Linked DNA regions of Homo sapiens: region 1 is linked to region 2. The links are chromatin loops, found by intact Hi-C in ENCODE. Cell type or tissue: psoas muscle. All regions are shown on one strand.

Evidence for each region. Peaks named below come from ENCODE experiments on the same cell type or tissue, not always from the same donor. Only the 100,000 strongest peaks of a DNase experiment are listed, where the experiment ranks them.
Region 1: it touches region 2 in a loop (15-fold over the local background); 2 of 110 quality-filtered maps call a loop at or near these places.

The regions. Positions count from the first base shown.
Region 1 is chr17:22,200,155-22,208,154 of GRCh38, reverse strand. It overlaps the pseudogene UBBP4. Among named protein-coding and RNA genes, the nearest start is that of LINC02002, 62 kb to the left of the region's middle. In psoas muscle, no CTCF peak of the experiment used is centred here; no DNase peak of the experiment used is centred here.
Region 2 is chr17:21,293,557-21,301,556 of GRCh38, reverse strand. MAP2K3 (mitogen-activated protein kinase kinase 3) reads right to left here. Exons shown (of 12, transcript NM_145109.3): 2 at 3,078-3,144; 3 at 2,631-2,679; 4 at 899-1,012; 5 at 564-683. Among named protein-coding and RNA genes, the nearest start is that of MAP2K3, 13 kb to the right of the region's middle. RefSeq lists enhancers at 3,123-3,622, 3,623-4,124, 4,285-4,824. In psoas muscle, a CTCF peak has its summit at 3,813; DNase peaks (open chromatin) are centred at 3,756, 4,142 and 6,068; H3K27ac peaks cover 3,897 bases.

The DNA of each region.
Region 1 (8,000 bases), 910 kb before region 2:
CAAGGCGGGCAGATCGCCTGAAGTCAGGAGTTCAAGACTAGCCTGGCCAACATGGTGAAACTCCGTCTCTACTAAAAATACAAAAATTAGCTGGGTGTGGTGACCACTCTTGTAATCCCAGCTACTCAGGAGGCTGAGGCCCAAGAATCGCTTGAACCTGGGAGGCAGAGGTTGCAGTGAGCCAAGATTGTGCCACTGCAGTCTGGCTTAGGCTACAGAGCAAGACTCTGTCTCAAAATTGCTCAGATTCATTTGTGTGCAGAGTGAATTTGCTGAGATCCATGAATTACTTAGAGGGGGATCTCTATGGAAAATAAAATATTCCAAAAGAGAACTAAAGAGCAACAGCTGAATCTTCTTCTGAAGGATTCACCAGACTACAGACCTATGAGCCTATATTGTCAGACAGTGACACTTTGGGAGAAATGACAGCACAATATTTTAAGCCCTATTGCCCCAGATAATAGTTTTTAGGTATTCAGTGAAACGTTTTAATTTTCCAGGTTTGAAGAGCTAGGTTTTTAGTGACAAGATCTTGCTGTGCTAGGCTGGCCTGGAACTCCTGGACTCAAGCAATCCTTCCACCTCAGCTTCCCAAGTAGCTAGGACTACAGGTATATGCCACCATGCCCATTTTAATTTTTTTTTTTTTGTAAAGAGCCCATTGCCCAGTCTGGCCTCAAGCTCTAGCCTCAAGTGATCCACCCACCTCCACCTCCCAAAGTGCTGGGATTATAGGCATAAGCCACCACGCCTGGCCACGTTTACTGGTTTATTATAAAGATATTACAAAGGACTCAGATGAAGAGATGCATAGGACAAGGTATGGGGGAAGGGGTGCAAAGCTTTAATGCCTTACTTGGGTGTGCCATCCTCCAGGAACCTCCATGTGTTCAGATATCCAAACTCAGTCCTCTTGGTTTTCTAAGGAGGCTTCACGATGACAGCATTCCTTTCCCCAGGGTACAGGACAGAACCCTCTCTGAAATGGGGGTCTCAGGACTCAGAAAGGTAGGGGAAGATTATGAGTCCTGTCTTAGGGAAGGTAAAAGGGCAGAAGTTAAGTGAGTTTCCTGTGGCCTAACACACCCAACATGACTATAACAAGGGCTATAGAAGTTATGAACCAGGAACTGTGGGCAAAGATCCGTAAAACCAGAGTGACTAAGGCAGATTACCTAAAATTATGTGTGAAACCATTCTCAGGTACACTATGAATATCAAAGGCTTATTTCTAGATATGCTATTCCCGCATTTGTGTAATATACCCATGGGTACTTCTTGCATGCTAAACCACCAACTAGAGATTAACTGGCCAGTGATTTAAAGTCCTTACCCTAAGTATGCACTTACCACGCCAGTTTTAGTACCAGAAAACATTATTTCCCTACTATAAACCTGAAAAAAAAAATTAAACAGGGCTCCCCACACTACTCCCAATTTTGTGCCAAGATGAGAATCACATTTACTGAAGTTGTATTACAGAAGATAGTGAAGCAGGAAGATTTGAGAACTTCCTTAGTACACCCTTACTCCCTCAAATATTTTCTATTAGCACTGCGCATGTATTACTGCCTAATGTCCATTGGGATAGAAGCCTAAAAACTGCTTATGTTGCCAGACTTAGACAAGGATAAGCATTTTTACCAAATACAGATAAAATCTCATTTGTTGCTGCAGTCTTTCACAATAAAGTTAAGCTGTTAGACATTAAGAAACAACAGCGTGGCCCGGAGTGGTGGCTCATGCCTGTAATCCCAGCACTTTGGGAGGCCAAGGTGGGTGGATCACTTGAGGCCAGGACTTTTGAGACCAGCTTGGTCAATATGGTAAAACCCCATCTCTACTGAAAATACAAAAATTAGCTGGTGGGCCCCTGTAGTCCCAGCTACGTGGGGGGCTGAGGCAGGAGACTTGCTTCAACCTGGGAGGCGGAGTTTGCAGTGAGCTGAGATCGCACCACTGCATTCCAGCCTGGGGCAAAAGAGTGAGACTCTGTCTCAAAAAAAACAAAAACAAAAACAAAAACCAACTGTGTGAGGAACCACTTTAATTTGCCACCTAACTCATCAAGACCAGGAAGATTGTCTTAGATCAGGATACAGTTTTAAACATTAAGTACCTGCAAGCCATCTTTCTCCTCAGCCAGTAGTCTTCCATACTCAGTAATTAGCTGCTTCTTGGCTCATCATTTAAAACATATACAGCAAACAGACAAGATTACGGTCCCATACTACCACCCAGGTTAAACACTTCGGTGTTACTACACTACAGAGCAATAAACACACAGCTCATAGTCACCCAATAATTGCAGAATTGAAAGCAGTTACGTTACCACTATTCAGGCAGCCTCAATCAAAACTATTTCTCCAGCAATCTTTGATTAGGCCTAGGCAGGCATATTTGTAAAGAAAATCCCTGCAGTCACTTGAGCCCAAGAATGATACGGTGAGCTGTCATTGTGCCACTGTATACCAGTCTGGACTACAGAGCAAGACCATCTTTAAAAAAGCCTGCATATCCAACTTTTTGAGATGGAGTCTTGCTCTGTCACCAGGCTGGGGTGCAGTGGCACCATCTCAGCTCATTGCAACCTCTGCCTCCCAGGTTCAACTGATTCTCCTGCCTCAGCCTCCTGAGTAGCTGGGACTACAGGCAGGCGACATCACATCCAGCTAATTTTTTTTAGTAGAGAGAGGATTTCACTATGTTGGCCAGGAGGGTCTTGATCTCTTGACCTCGTGATCCGCCCACCTCGGACTCCCAACAGACTTTAAATTCGAGCTTCAGAAAGTTTGCCATTAGTCCAGGATCCTAACTTGTAATGACTTACAGCAAAGAAGGCTCTTACCCCTCAGCCCACCCAAGTGTATACCAGAGTCAAGTGACTTAACTTTGGGCACATTACCAATCTCAAAATTAAATCCCTCCCTAGACATTTTCACCAGTTTTAAGTGTACCCACACATCACTAGAGAATATCATGACAAAACACCAAGTATGCTACCATTCAACGAAACCTTTATTAACATTTTGAACAGGTTCAGCTATTACTGAAACTTGTAATTTCTAAACCTAAGTTGGGGCAAATGGCTATAGTGCAGAGTAATGCCATCAGTGGGCACTGCTAATGCAAGACTGAAGAATTAACAGCCACCCCTCAGGCGCAGGACCAGGTGCAGGGTCGACTCTTTCTGGATGCTGTAGTCAGAAAGAGTGCGGCCATCTTCCAACTTCTTGCCTGCAAAGATGAGCCTCTGCTGATCGGGGGGGATGCCTTCTTCATCCTGGATCTTGGCTTTCACATTTTCGATGGTGTCACTGGGCTCCACCTCCAGGGTGATGGTCTTTCCAGTCAGGGTCTTCACGAAGATCTTCATACCACCTCTCAGACGCAGGACCAGGTGCAGGGTCGACTCCTTCTGGATGTTGTAGTCAGAAAGAGTACCGCCATCTTCCAGCTGCTTGCCTGCAAAGATGAGCCTCTGCTGATCGGGGGGATGCCTTCTTTATCTTGGATCTTGGCCTTCACATTTTCGATGGTGTCACTGGGCTCCACTTCCAGGGTGATGGTCTTGCCGGTCAGGGTCTTCACGAAGATCTGCATACCACCTCTCAGACGCAGGACCAGATGCAGGGTCGACTCTTTCTGGATGTTGTAGTCAGAAAGACTGCGGCCATCTTCCAGCTGCTTGCCTGCAAAGATGAGCCTCTGCTGGTCGGGGGGGATGCCTTCTTTATCTTGGATCTTGGCCTTCACATTTTCGATGGTGTCACTGGGCTCCACTTCCAGGGTGATGGTCTTGCCGGTCAGGGTCTTCACGAAGATCTGCATACCACCTCTCCGACGCAGGACCAGATGCAGGGTCGACTCTTTCTGGATGTTGTAGTCAGAAAGACTGCGGCCATCTTCCCGCTGCTTGCCTGCAAAGATGAGCCTCTGCTGGTCACAGGGATTGCCTTCTTTATCTTGGATTTTGGCTTTGACATTTTCGATAGTGGCACTGGGCTCCACTTCAAGGGTGATGATCTTGCCGGTAAGGGTTTTCACGAAGATCCGCATTTTGACCTAGATTAAAAGTAAAACATAAGCGTGTCATCTCAGGATCATTGTATTTCTTGCTTTTACATCTAATATGCTTCAAAGTTAGCAACTACTCCTTCAAAATGCCTTAAACATGGTAACATTCCGCAAACCTCCCCTGATTTTTATGAGGCTAAGTCACTTAATACAAAATTCGTCACTCAAGGTTTCAATGTCAACAGTGGAGAATCCAGAGCGCTCTCTAACCAAGCGTCCACAACTTTCTCCACTACCTGTTCTGGATATTCAAACTCCCCTGACCGAACTCCAACCTGCCTCAAACCTAAGCACGGTGTTAGGTAAACTGAAAACAAAACCGAACCCACAAGACTCGCGAAGTAAAAATCCCATTGAAACACAAGAAGGGACACCATTCTCATACTGGGATTCCAAATTTAGGGTTTCCAGAAGCCACACAAACTACCTCTTTTCCGCCTTCCTCCCAAGTAAACGCGACGGAATCGCTGTTGGTTAATGTCTGTTAGTTTCTGTCGGCGCGTGCGCGTGCCAACTGCCCTCGCCCCCCTTAGGTCAACAAGGCCCACTCTCCCAGAAAGGCCGGGTGTCGCGTCACCTCGCCCTCCCCTCCCCTCAGCGGCCCACCCAACCCCAAGAAGCCTCCAGCTTGACCTCACCCATTCCCCCCTCTCACGCCCCCGCAGGTCTTTACGGCTGTGGGCCAGTACCTGTTAGCGGATACGAGGATGCTGCGAATCACGTCCAGCCACAGGAACACCACAACAACCTCACCCAACAAAGCCAGTCGTGCCTGAATGCTCTGGTTTGGCAGAGCGCAAATTTGTGCAAGGTGTGTTGCGTTATCACTTCTTACATAGACACCGTCTCCGTGCGCCACTGAAAGTAGTTCGCCGCGCCCAACATCCCCAGACGCAGTTCAGGCTTTTCAACTGAGCCCCAAATTCCCATAGCGTAAGAAAGGATCCTAACAAATTATGTCCCTTCTCCTCTATGCACTTCTCTTCTTTAGGAAAATATAAGAAAATTATTGGGCGGATGAATTCGAGTTAAAGAAACCTTCCTCGAAAGCTCTGGAAACTTTCTTGCAGCACCAGCACTGATTGGTTAGGCCTGCGAAGGCGAGGTCGGCGCTGATTGGTGGGGGATGCGGTGGCTCTGTTGTTCCTGGGCTCCGCCTTGGGTGGTTTAGCCCAGACTTTGCTAAGTAACTGAGTGTGCGTATGCGGCACAGGCGCGCCTTCCTGAAAGAGGGTATTTCCGGCTAGAAAAAGAGGGGTTTTTTTTCCTTTAAAAAAAATTTTTTTTTTCCTGAGACGGAATTTCGCTCGTTTCCCAGGCTGGAGTGCAATGGCACGATCTCGGCTCACCACAACCTCGCCTCTGGGGTTCAAGCGATTCTCCTGCCTCAGCCTCCCAAGTAGATGGATGGCATTACTGGCATGCGCCACCACGTCTGGCTAATTTTTTGTGTTTTTAGTAGAGACCAGGTTTCACCATTTTGGTCAGGCTGGTCTCGAACTCCTGACCTCAGGTAATCCACCCGCCTCGGCCTCCCAAAGTGCTCCGTCGTGCCTCAGAAGCGGGATGGAGTGGCACCCGATGTTGCAACAGCTGGTGGTGATTCTGAAGCACAATTCCCTCTCCCATGTTTTAAAAAACACGCACCCCTTGTCGGGCACAGGGGCTCAAGCCTGTAATCCCAGCACTTTGGGAGGCCGAGGCGGGTGAATCACGAGGTCAGGGGTTCAAGACCAGCATGGCCAAGATGGTGAAACCCCGTCTCTACTAAAAATACAATAAAGTTAGCTGGGTGTGGTGGCAGGCACCTGTAGTCCTGGGGAGGCTGAGGCAGGAGAATGGCGTGAACCCAGGAGGCGGAGCTTGCAGTGAGCTGAGATTGCGCCACTGCACTCTAGCCTGGGCAACAAGAGCAAAACTCCGTCTCAATAAATCATTCAATCAATCAATAAATAAAGGAAGCAAGATTTAAGGAGACAGGAGAAGTAACTGTGAACAGAGGTACGCACACATGCGAAAGCCAGGCTGAAGCTGCATGTGGTGGTGCACACCTGTAGTTGCAGCTACTTAGGAAGCTGAGGACCACATGAGCCCAGGAGTTTTGAGACTGCAGTGAGCTATGGTGGTGTCATGCATTCCACCCTGGGAGACACAGCGAGACCCCCATGTCAAAAAAAAAAAAAAAATTGGCTGAATTGGAGGCTTTTAATGGGAAGAAGTAATGAAGAGATCAGAAAGGTATGTTGAGGATAGAATGGACGGTCTTGGATATTAGGCTCAGGAATTTGGCCTTTATTTTGTAGGCATTGGGAAGCTGTGACCACCTCTGAACAGGATGAATAAAGCCCGGCCTGATATAGTCTTTTGATTGGTTGCCATCTCCCTCTCTTCTTAACTTCACATTGCTCCATATTACTATCATATTAACTTTCTTCAAACATTCCTGCCATTACCAAATACTGAGTACAAATAATGGCAAATGCTTAATAAATATTTGCCCTTTGCTTTAGGAAAATTAATCATGAAATGATTTGTGAGGTAGACTAGACAAGGAAAAAGAACAGGGAGAAGAAATAAAGATCTCAGAACAAAGGTCTCTGAGAAAAAAAAAAAAAAAAAAACATTGGGAAAAAAAGGCCGAGTGTGGTGGCTTACACCTGTAATCCCAGCACTCTGGGAGGCCAGGACGGGTGGATCACCTGAGGTCAGGAGTTCAAGACCAGCCTGGCCAATATGGTGAAACCCCGTCTCTACTAAAAACACAAAAATTAGCTGGGCGTGGTGTCGGGCACCTGTAATCCCAGCTACTTGGGAGGCTGAGGCAGGAGAATGGCTTGAGCCCAGGAGGCAGAGGTTGCAGTAAGCTGAGATGACACCATTGCACTCCAGCCTGGAAGACAGAGTGGGACTCTGTCTCAAAAATGAAAAACAAACAAACAAAAGAAATATAGATGGCCAGGCCAGGCAAGGGGGCTCACACCTGTAATACAGCACTATGGGAGGCTGAGGCAGGAGGATTGCTTGAGTCCAGGAGTTCAAGACCAGCCTGGGCAATATGTTGAGACCCCCCCCCCCATCTCTAGAGGAAATAATAAAATACAACAAAAATGGCAGTTTCTCAGTTTGCTGTGCTGGGGTTCTCTGTGGCCATTGCTTCTTCAGAATCACTGATGGCCAGGTTCACTCCTCAAGACTGGAAGGAGCGCCCACAAGGATGGGATTTTCAAGGCCAGAACTCCAGGTATTTTTAATTTTTTTTTAAATTTTAAAATTGTACAGGGGCCAAGCACAGTGGCTCACACCTGTAATTCCAGTACTTTGGGAGAACATGGCAAAACCCTGTCTCTACTAAAAATACAAAAAATCAGGCCACGCGCGGTAGCTCACACCTGTAATCCCGGCACTTTGGGAGGCCAAGGCAGGTGGATCACCTGAGGTCAGGAGTCTGAGACCAGCCTGGCCAACATGGCGAAACCCCGTCTCTACTAAAAATACAAACATTAGCCAGGCATGGTGGCATACACTTTTCATCCCAGCTACTAAGGAGGCTGAGGCAAGAGAATTGCTTGAACCTGGGAAGTGGTGGTTGCAGTAAGTCAAGATTGTGTGCCATTGCAATCCAGCCTGGGTGACAGCAAGACTCCTTCTCAAAAAATAAATAAATTAAATAAATAAATAAATAAATAAATAAATAAATAAATAAATAAATTAGCTGGGTGTGTTGTTGCTCACCTGTAGTCCCAGTTACTCAGGAGGCTGAGGTGGCAGGATCACCTGAGCCAGGGAAGTTGAGGCTGCAGTGAGCTGTGATTGCACCATTGCACTACAGCCTGGGCGACAGAGCGAGACTCCATCTTAAAAAAAAAATTTTTTTAGAGATATGTGATCACAGCTCACTGTAATCTTGAACTCCTTACTTC
Region 2 (8,000 bases):
CAGATGCCCTGACCCTGCCACAGCTCTTTGAGGGGCAAGTGACCAGTATGAGCCCAGCATCGCCTAGGCTCCCGGCCTCCCTGCTCACCCACACCCACCCGGCTTGGCGGAAGGCAGCTCCACTCTTCCAGCCTCAGTCACTCTCTCAGCACACACCCCATCCTGTCCACAAACCTAGAACCCAGAATCCAGATCTCATATCTCCATGGCCGTTGCCTGCTTGGGCACCCCACGCCCCATATGCCATTCCCACGCCCTGTATGCCATGGGGATGCGAATGGTCACACAGACAGAACTGAGTGCAGCTGAATGCCAGGCCCCAGGCCATGTCGTTTACCTTCCGTGTCAACTTTAGGAGGCACCCACAACCACCGGCCTCATTTGACTGACAAGGAAACTGAGGCACTGAGCAGGACAGTAACAGCCAAGAGACGGGGGAGCCTCCTGCCAGTATGCCAGGTGTCCCCAGCACCTGGCGTACTGGAGGGACTGAGTGACAGTGGGTTGCAGGCGACTGATGGGTGGGAGGTGGAGATCCCCAGCTGCATCATGCAAGGACGCACCTCTCTGAATAGTGCCCCGTAGAAGGTGACAGTGTAGAAACAGTCGACCGTGCGCATGTTGATGTCCAGGTCCATGAGCAGCCGCTTCTGCTCCTGTGAGTTCACGGTGGCCCGGATCCGCTGCAGGGAAGGACTGCCATTCAGAGGTTGCCGTGGCAGAGGCCAACACCCACACTCATGACAGGAGGGCCAGGAGCTCAGGGGGCCACTGCCCAGTGTGCCCCAAAAAGCCTAGCCTCGGTACTGATCACTGAGAGGGATAGGCAGGGCCCCATGGCAGAGCTCAGCCCGCCTCCTCCAGGGAGCCCTCCCAGCTGCCTCCAGGCCCTGCTCACCTTCACGGCCATGATGGTGCCGCTCTGGGCGTGCCGCACCTTCTCTACCACCCCATAGGCTCCACGGCCCAGTTCTGAGATGGTCACCAAGTCATCAGCCTCCACCTCAAAGTTCTTGAAGGATGGAAAAGAGAGTCAGTGGCCAGCAAGCTGGAAGCCAGTCCTCACCCCATGCCCAGTGGAGATACCTGGGCAGCATGAAGAGGACCAGCTGATTAGATCTGGGCTCAAACCTCATATCCACCGCTCCCTGCTGTGTGACCCTCAGCAAGTCACTTAACCTCTCTGAGCCTCACGATGCCCTCTATAAAACAGGCACAGTGCCAACACCCCAAGGCTGCTATGGAGTGTGACTGAGACAAAATGCCCCGCCAGCAGGTACAGCTCTGAGAAAGAGGTGCCCTGTCCCTCTTTTCCCGACCCCACTCAGCTGGCTAGAATGAGTCACTCATTCAGAAACTGTTTACCAAGCATCCACAATGTGTTTTAGGCACTGGGGACACAGTGACAACAAAACAAAAGTATTGCCTTCACAGATGTTTCCCTCTCTTGGGAGGGACACAAAAAGGAGTAAGCAAGTAGATGAACAGGACAGCAGATGGTGAGTGTCAGGGAGTGCGACAGCCTGGAGGGAGTATCGTCAAGGACAGGCCTAGGGAATGGGGTTTATTTTTTTTAGACAGAGTGTCACTCTCGTCACCCAGGCTGGAATGCAATGGGGTAATCTTGGCTCACTGCAACCTCCACCTCCTGGGTTCAAGCGATTCTCCTGTCTCAGCCTCCTGAATAGCTGGGATTATAGGCGCCTGCCACCACACCGGGCTAATTTTTGTATTTTAGTAGAGACAGGGTTTCACCACGTTAGCTAGGCTGGTCTTGAACTCCTGACCTCAGGTGATCTACCCGCCTCAGCCTCCCAAAGTGCTGGGCTTACAGGCGTGAGCCACCGTGCCCAGCTCTTTTTTTTTTTTTTTTTTGAAACGGGGTCTCACTCCGTCACCCAAGCTGGAGGGCAGTGGTACGATCATGGCTCACTGCAACATCCACCTCCTGGGTTCAAGCAATCCTCCTACCTCATACTCTCAAGTAGCTGGGGCCACAGGCACGCACCACCACGCTGACTAATTTTCTGTATTTTTGTACAGACAGGGTTTCGCCATGTTGCCCAGGCCTGGTCCCGAGCTCCGAGGCTCAAGTGATCCTCCTGCCACGGCCTCCCAAAGTGTGGGGATTACAGGTGTGAGCCACTGCACCTGGCCTGGGAGTAGGGTTTCTGTTGGGAGGAACGGGGCATAGCACGGTCCCTGAGCCAGGATTCTGAATGGCTAGTGCCCTTCCGAGGCTTCTGGAAGCATAAAATGCAGGTTGCCCAGGTGCTGGCCTGAGGGAGTGATCCAGCGGGTCCAGGGCGGCCTAGGAGCCTGCATGTTCAATACTCTCCCCTAGGGCTAGGATGAGGTGCAGGGCCTTGCTCTCAGCTCAGAAACCTTCCTACCAGCTCTGGGCTCGCCAAGCTCCAGTCAGGCAGCCGATGGTCCTCATTCCCACCAGGAGGGTCAAAGAGTGGGTGGCCCAGGGCCACACAGCCAGCAGCGCAGGACGAGGCTCTTCTCCAGAGCCTGACCCTCTCTGACCCCTCAGTCACCTCCCCCCAAAGTGGCCCTGCAGGGTCAGCTCTACCCGCTCGTCAGGTGAAGTGAGAGGCCCTGCAGGGGTGGCGGCTGGCACCTACTCTGTCTCCAATGGTGATGAAGGTCCGGGAGTCCAGGTTCCGGGGGGGTCTGTGGAGAAAGAAGACTCCGTGAGCTTCAGAGAGAACCACACCCTTCCCCAAGTGCAGCAGTAGATGGGCCAGTGTGGGGCCTGGCGTGGGGACGAGGTGCCTCCTGCCCCGGAGGCGCCTTCTCCGGCCACCTCCTCTCACTGGCTGCTGAGCATCTACACTGAGCTGGGCACGGCCTCATCGAGCCTCCAAGACAGGGTGAGAAGTGAGCAGAGCAGAGCAAATGGTGCTGCATGAACCCCCAGCAGCCGTCACCTGGCTGTATGCACAGCAGGGGCTGCCCAGGACAGGACGAGGTAAAGCAGGGCTGGCCCCACCTGCCTCTCACTCCTTCCATTGAGCCCTGTTCGGGAAGCCTCTCCAGGGTGAGCCAGGGAGAAACTGAGGCAGACTCACGTGGGGTTGGGTGCGGGTGGCTTGGACATGCAGGATATCCGTAGATCCTTCTTCCTCTTGGATTTTCCTAGAATGGAGAGAAGGTGAGGCGTCTGGCCTATCCCTTGACATCAATGTCCCCTGCACTCCCATGAGCCATCAGGCCCTGGCCCACAAGGGTGCCAGCCTCTGCCATCACCCATGCCGGGAGCCCCCTCTCTCCAAGCCAGGCCGTTAGGCCTTCAAAGGGGGAAGGAGGCCCACCAGCCCTGCAGGGGAGCAGAGCAGGACAGACCCAGGCCTGGAGGCTGGACTCCAGGGCCTTATCTCAGCCCTGCCCACTGGGCACATCTTGAGTACCTCCCTGGGCCTCAGTTTCCCCATCTGTGAGGTGTCCTCACTGCCCTGCCTGACTAGTCAATGGGATGTGGGGTGAGAAGGGGCCCAGCGGGGGTCCAGCCAGCACCTGCAGCAGCCACTGTACAGGGGCTTCATTAGCTGCAGGTAGCAGGATGGGGCTCATACTGCATCCAAGATGAGGAAGGCCAGGCCCCCAGAAAGGGCAACAGGCGGTGGAGCAGGCGGGGACTCCAGCCCGGGCTGCCCTCCAGGCTAGCTCTGCTGGGCCCTGCTCACCCTGGAGGCCGACACCCGATGCCCGTTTCTCTCCCTCCCCTGAAAAGCGCTGGCTCTCTCCCCTCCCCTGCACCAGGCAGGCCAGAGTCCCGGGGCAGTACCTTCCTCACTCCACCCCTAGGGACAGGCGAGAGGCCCCAGTGTCCACACCTCTCAGGCTGGCTACAAGAGCCTGGCCAGGTGCACAGCACTCAGCTGGTACTAACGGAGGGTCAGCATTTCTGGGGCTCCAGGCACAGTGGGGCTGGCATGCAGAGAGAGCTCCCTGTAGTCAGGGCCGCCCTTTGAATAAGGCATAGCCGCCATTCCACAGGCAGGAGAAGCAAGGATCAGAGATGCCAGGGTCACCTGGTGCTCTGGCACCATCAGGCAGCAGGGCTGGGAGTGACACGGCTCCCGGAGACCACCCAGTACAGACATGCTGGCCACATGCCTGCCCTTGTGGGAGCTTCTGCCTCATCATTTCCCAAGCATGATCCTGCCACATCTTGGCCCTCACCCACCACCCGCCACTCCCTGCTGCTGGCTCACCCTGGCTGCTGGTACTGGGGCTTAGAAACTGCCCATGGCCCTGCTGCCGCCTGCCAAGAAGACCCCAGTCTCTGAAGCCGCCTCCAAGCCAGGTTCAGATCCAGCCTTGGCCACGGTGCAACACAGACTTGTGGCCCCATCTCAGAGCCACGCACCGGGGCCCAGCAGCCAACCCAGCCCAGATGGAGGGCGAAGGGTGGTTACCGCTACTGGGAAGACAAGGCCAGAACAACAGGAAACAGAATAGCCTTGGCAGGGACAGGGGTCCCAGGGTCCATCCTGGGGCAGGTGGGCAGAGTGCAGGAGCCAGGCAAGCAGATACCTGCAGCCTTTCCACCAAAGCCACCCCGGGGACCCCGCTGCCAGGCCCCAGAGGCTTCAGGAAACAACAGCGTCCACAGACAGAAGCAGCAGCAGCAGCAGCAGCAGCAGCTGCCGCCACATGCACTGGGTGCCTGCCTGCTAACTGCTCACCCCATGAATCAATCGCCTAGTCACTACTCCTGTGCGCAGCGTTTTTATCTCATTTTAAGATGCAGCAACACCCTGGCTGTCAGGGACCGCATGGGTCTCACTGCGAGTCTGTCACAGCCACAGCACCGGCCACAGGCAGGGCCCTTCTCATCTGTGACTCCAGATACTCCCACAGCCCTACAGGGAGGGGCTCCCAACCTCACTTTACTTGGGGAACAGGCTCAGAGAGGTGAAGCCACTTGCCCCAGGCTGCACAGCAAGTCAGGGGTCTGGCCAGGAGTCACTCCTGAGTTTATTGACTCGCAGACCCCAACAGGCCAGGCCATGGCTCACAGCACCCCTGCCACAGGGAGCCCTCCCTGAGGCGGAAGGAGGGGCCCAAGTCTCGTGCTCAACAAGAAACGGCAACAGAGTCTGGAGATGCAGAGGCTCAGCACATTCTAACAGGAAAAACCATGGCACACAGGGCCAGCAGCTTCTGAGGCCACTTCTATCCTGCCTCTGGGCCAAAGTCTCTGAACTTCTGAGGCTCTGGGCTTGGAGTGGCGCAGCCGTGGTAAACTCCAGCTCTGCGACCCTGGCATGGTGCCCTCCTCTGCACCTTGGGTTCCTCATGTACAAAACAGCTCGAGGCAGAAATGCCACCCACCTGCCCCGCACAGTGCTGCAGGACGAAGCAAGATCACGTCTGCAAGGTGCTCAGCACAGGGTTCACTGCGCAGATGGGGACCTGTTGTGGCCCATAAATGGTCACCATGGATATGACCAGCCTCTCTGCAGAGGTGAAAAAAAAAACTGCCCTAAGTAATGAGAATTATAGGTAGCTTTTATTCCTGATGTCAGGCTTTTCGTAACCAGAATATAAAATATTTTCTGTTAAAAATTAAAGCTCTGCACAGAGACCCTGGGCCTTGACCTTGCCCCCAGCCCCTTGAGTCCCACCCTTTCCCTGTGGGGTCCACGCCACACCCTCCCTGCACTCTCTCTGCTCTTGGTCCCTCTGGCCCCAGCCTGCCACCCACCTCATGCCTTGGGATTTGGGAATGTTGTATCATGTGGCCCCCCCTTCACCAAGCCTCAGTTTCCCCACCTGTCAAGGGCACTTGCACATATGGGCTGGATGGGTGGGGACCACGCTCCTCGCAGGCCTGGGTGGTATATGGACTGGCCTCTGCATCCACCGGCCTGTTGGGGACACCAAGCCTGCATCAGGAGGGCCACAGGCTCCATGGGGAAGCCACCCAGCTGTCAGAGGGAGTGGGTGAGGCCGTCATGGAGACAGCCTAGAAACAGGCCTCAGGCTGCTGCAGACGTCAGAGCTGGGCCCAGATGGCCAGGCAGCCCAGGGCTGCCCAGGTGCAGCCGTTGTGGCAACCATCACCACAACAAACAGAGGCTCTCGGCGGCCACTGGCAACCCACGATAAGCCCGCCTGTCCCGGCTCTCAGCACGGGGTGTCCTGGGGTGTCCTCCACATACTCCAGCCTCATAGCAGCCCCCAGGCAGGGGCAAGGAAACTGAAACTGACCAGAATTCAGCCACTGACCTGAGGCTACACCACAGGTAAAGAGAGGCACCCCCAGACTAGAACACAACTCTCACTGGCCGTGGCAGCTCTGCCCTATCTCCTCCCACTCACCCCCAACTAGAGCCCCCGACCCTTGAGTGAGCCCTTCTCTGAATGAGACACCTGCTTTCCCACCGCAGGGCCTTCACACATGCCCTTCCCTCTGCCTGAAATGCTCTTCCCTGTGACTGTCCTAGCTACTACGTCGTCTTGCCTTTCACCAGTTCAGAGAGGCTGCCTGACTGCGCAGGCCCCAGTGACCGGCTCTCCCTGTGGCCTGATGGCTTCTCTGCTGTGGAGTCCCACAGGTGGCCGTTCTGCAGTTACCATCTCAGAGAGCCAGTCAGCAGGTCACCTGTGAGCACTCACTCTGGAGCCAAGGCCTGGGCTCAACTGCAACTCTGCCCCTTCCTAGCTGTGTGCCCTCAGGCAAGTGGCTTCACCTCTCTGGACATATGTAAAGTGGAGATTACAGACAAACCTCCCCGGGTTATCAGCGTCATGCCATAGCAGTGCCTGGCGCGTGGAGATTAGATGGGGCCATCTGGAAGTGCACAGCTCCCAAGAGAACACCACCCTCAGCCCCAGACCACCCCTGTCCACCCTCTCAGTGACTCCACAAGGGAGTAGGGGAGGTTCACTTATCTGTTGTATCAAGCATGCGGGAGAAGAGGTGACTTAGAGAGGCCACACGGTGGGCGTCTGGTGAGGAGTGGCCATAAAGGCAGGTCTGTCTGGCTCCAACGTCCAAACAGCAACAGCCTGAGGGCAGGGCCCCCACTTCGGCTGCTCCCTCTACCCTGGGCCTGGGGAGACCAAGCTGTGTGACCCTCTAAGGGTCACCCACAGGGGCAAGATGACAACCCCTCCTTGCAGCCCCTGCTCCGCCTCCACTCATAAAGTCAGCCCCACACCATGCCACATGCAGGAGCATCACCAGGTTTCTGACAACAGAAGTAATCCCTGCTCCTAGTTCACTGCCCTCACCTGACTTCCGGATGTTCCAGGAGGTCCCTGTTCTACTGCAGAAGTTCTGGGCCTGCCAGGGAAGGAGCCACAAGGGCTGGGAGATGTGAGCAGCAAGAGGCGCCGCCCTGCCCCAGGCCACCTCTATTCCCCAGGGTCCCTCAGAGGGACAGCAACAAGGCCAATGCGCTCCATGGCACGGGGGAAACTGAGGCCCCGAGAAGTGGGCACAGGCTTTTGCGTGGGCAGATGTACCTCGACGGTGTGGATGGATGTGTTTGGCTGCGACCTGCCAGACACTGGCCCCTCTCCCCAGGACAGGTGCCATCAGAGGTCCTGAGGTACTGCAGACGCCACTGCCAAGCACCTGTGGGCAGCAGGGGGTGGCCATGCACCTTCAGGCAGGGCCCCTTGCCCTGAGGTTCTGGGGCCCCTGTCCTGGGCTCTGGAGAGGATGCAGGACAAGGGGAAGGTTCTCCCATCTAACCAAGTGCCTGCTCCATGCCAGGCCCAGGCTGTGCCATCTGGCCTCATACACGGCCACTGCAGGCCCTACCTTCTCTATCCTCACCTTGTAGGTGTGCAGCAGGCTAGGGTGAGGAGGAGTGACCAAGGCTCTGCCCTCCACAGCCCTGCCCTGCCTCTGCCCGGCTGTGCAAGGCCACCTGGCCAGGGCCTGGCCTCCAGGGCCTCACACCCTCCCCACCTCTCTACCCTACAGGGACTTCCTCACCTGCAGAGAACGGGGGATCCCCAGACTATCCACCTGG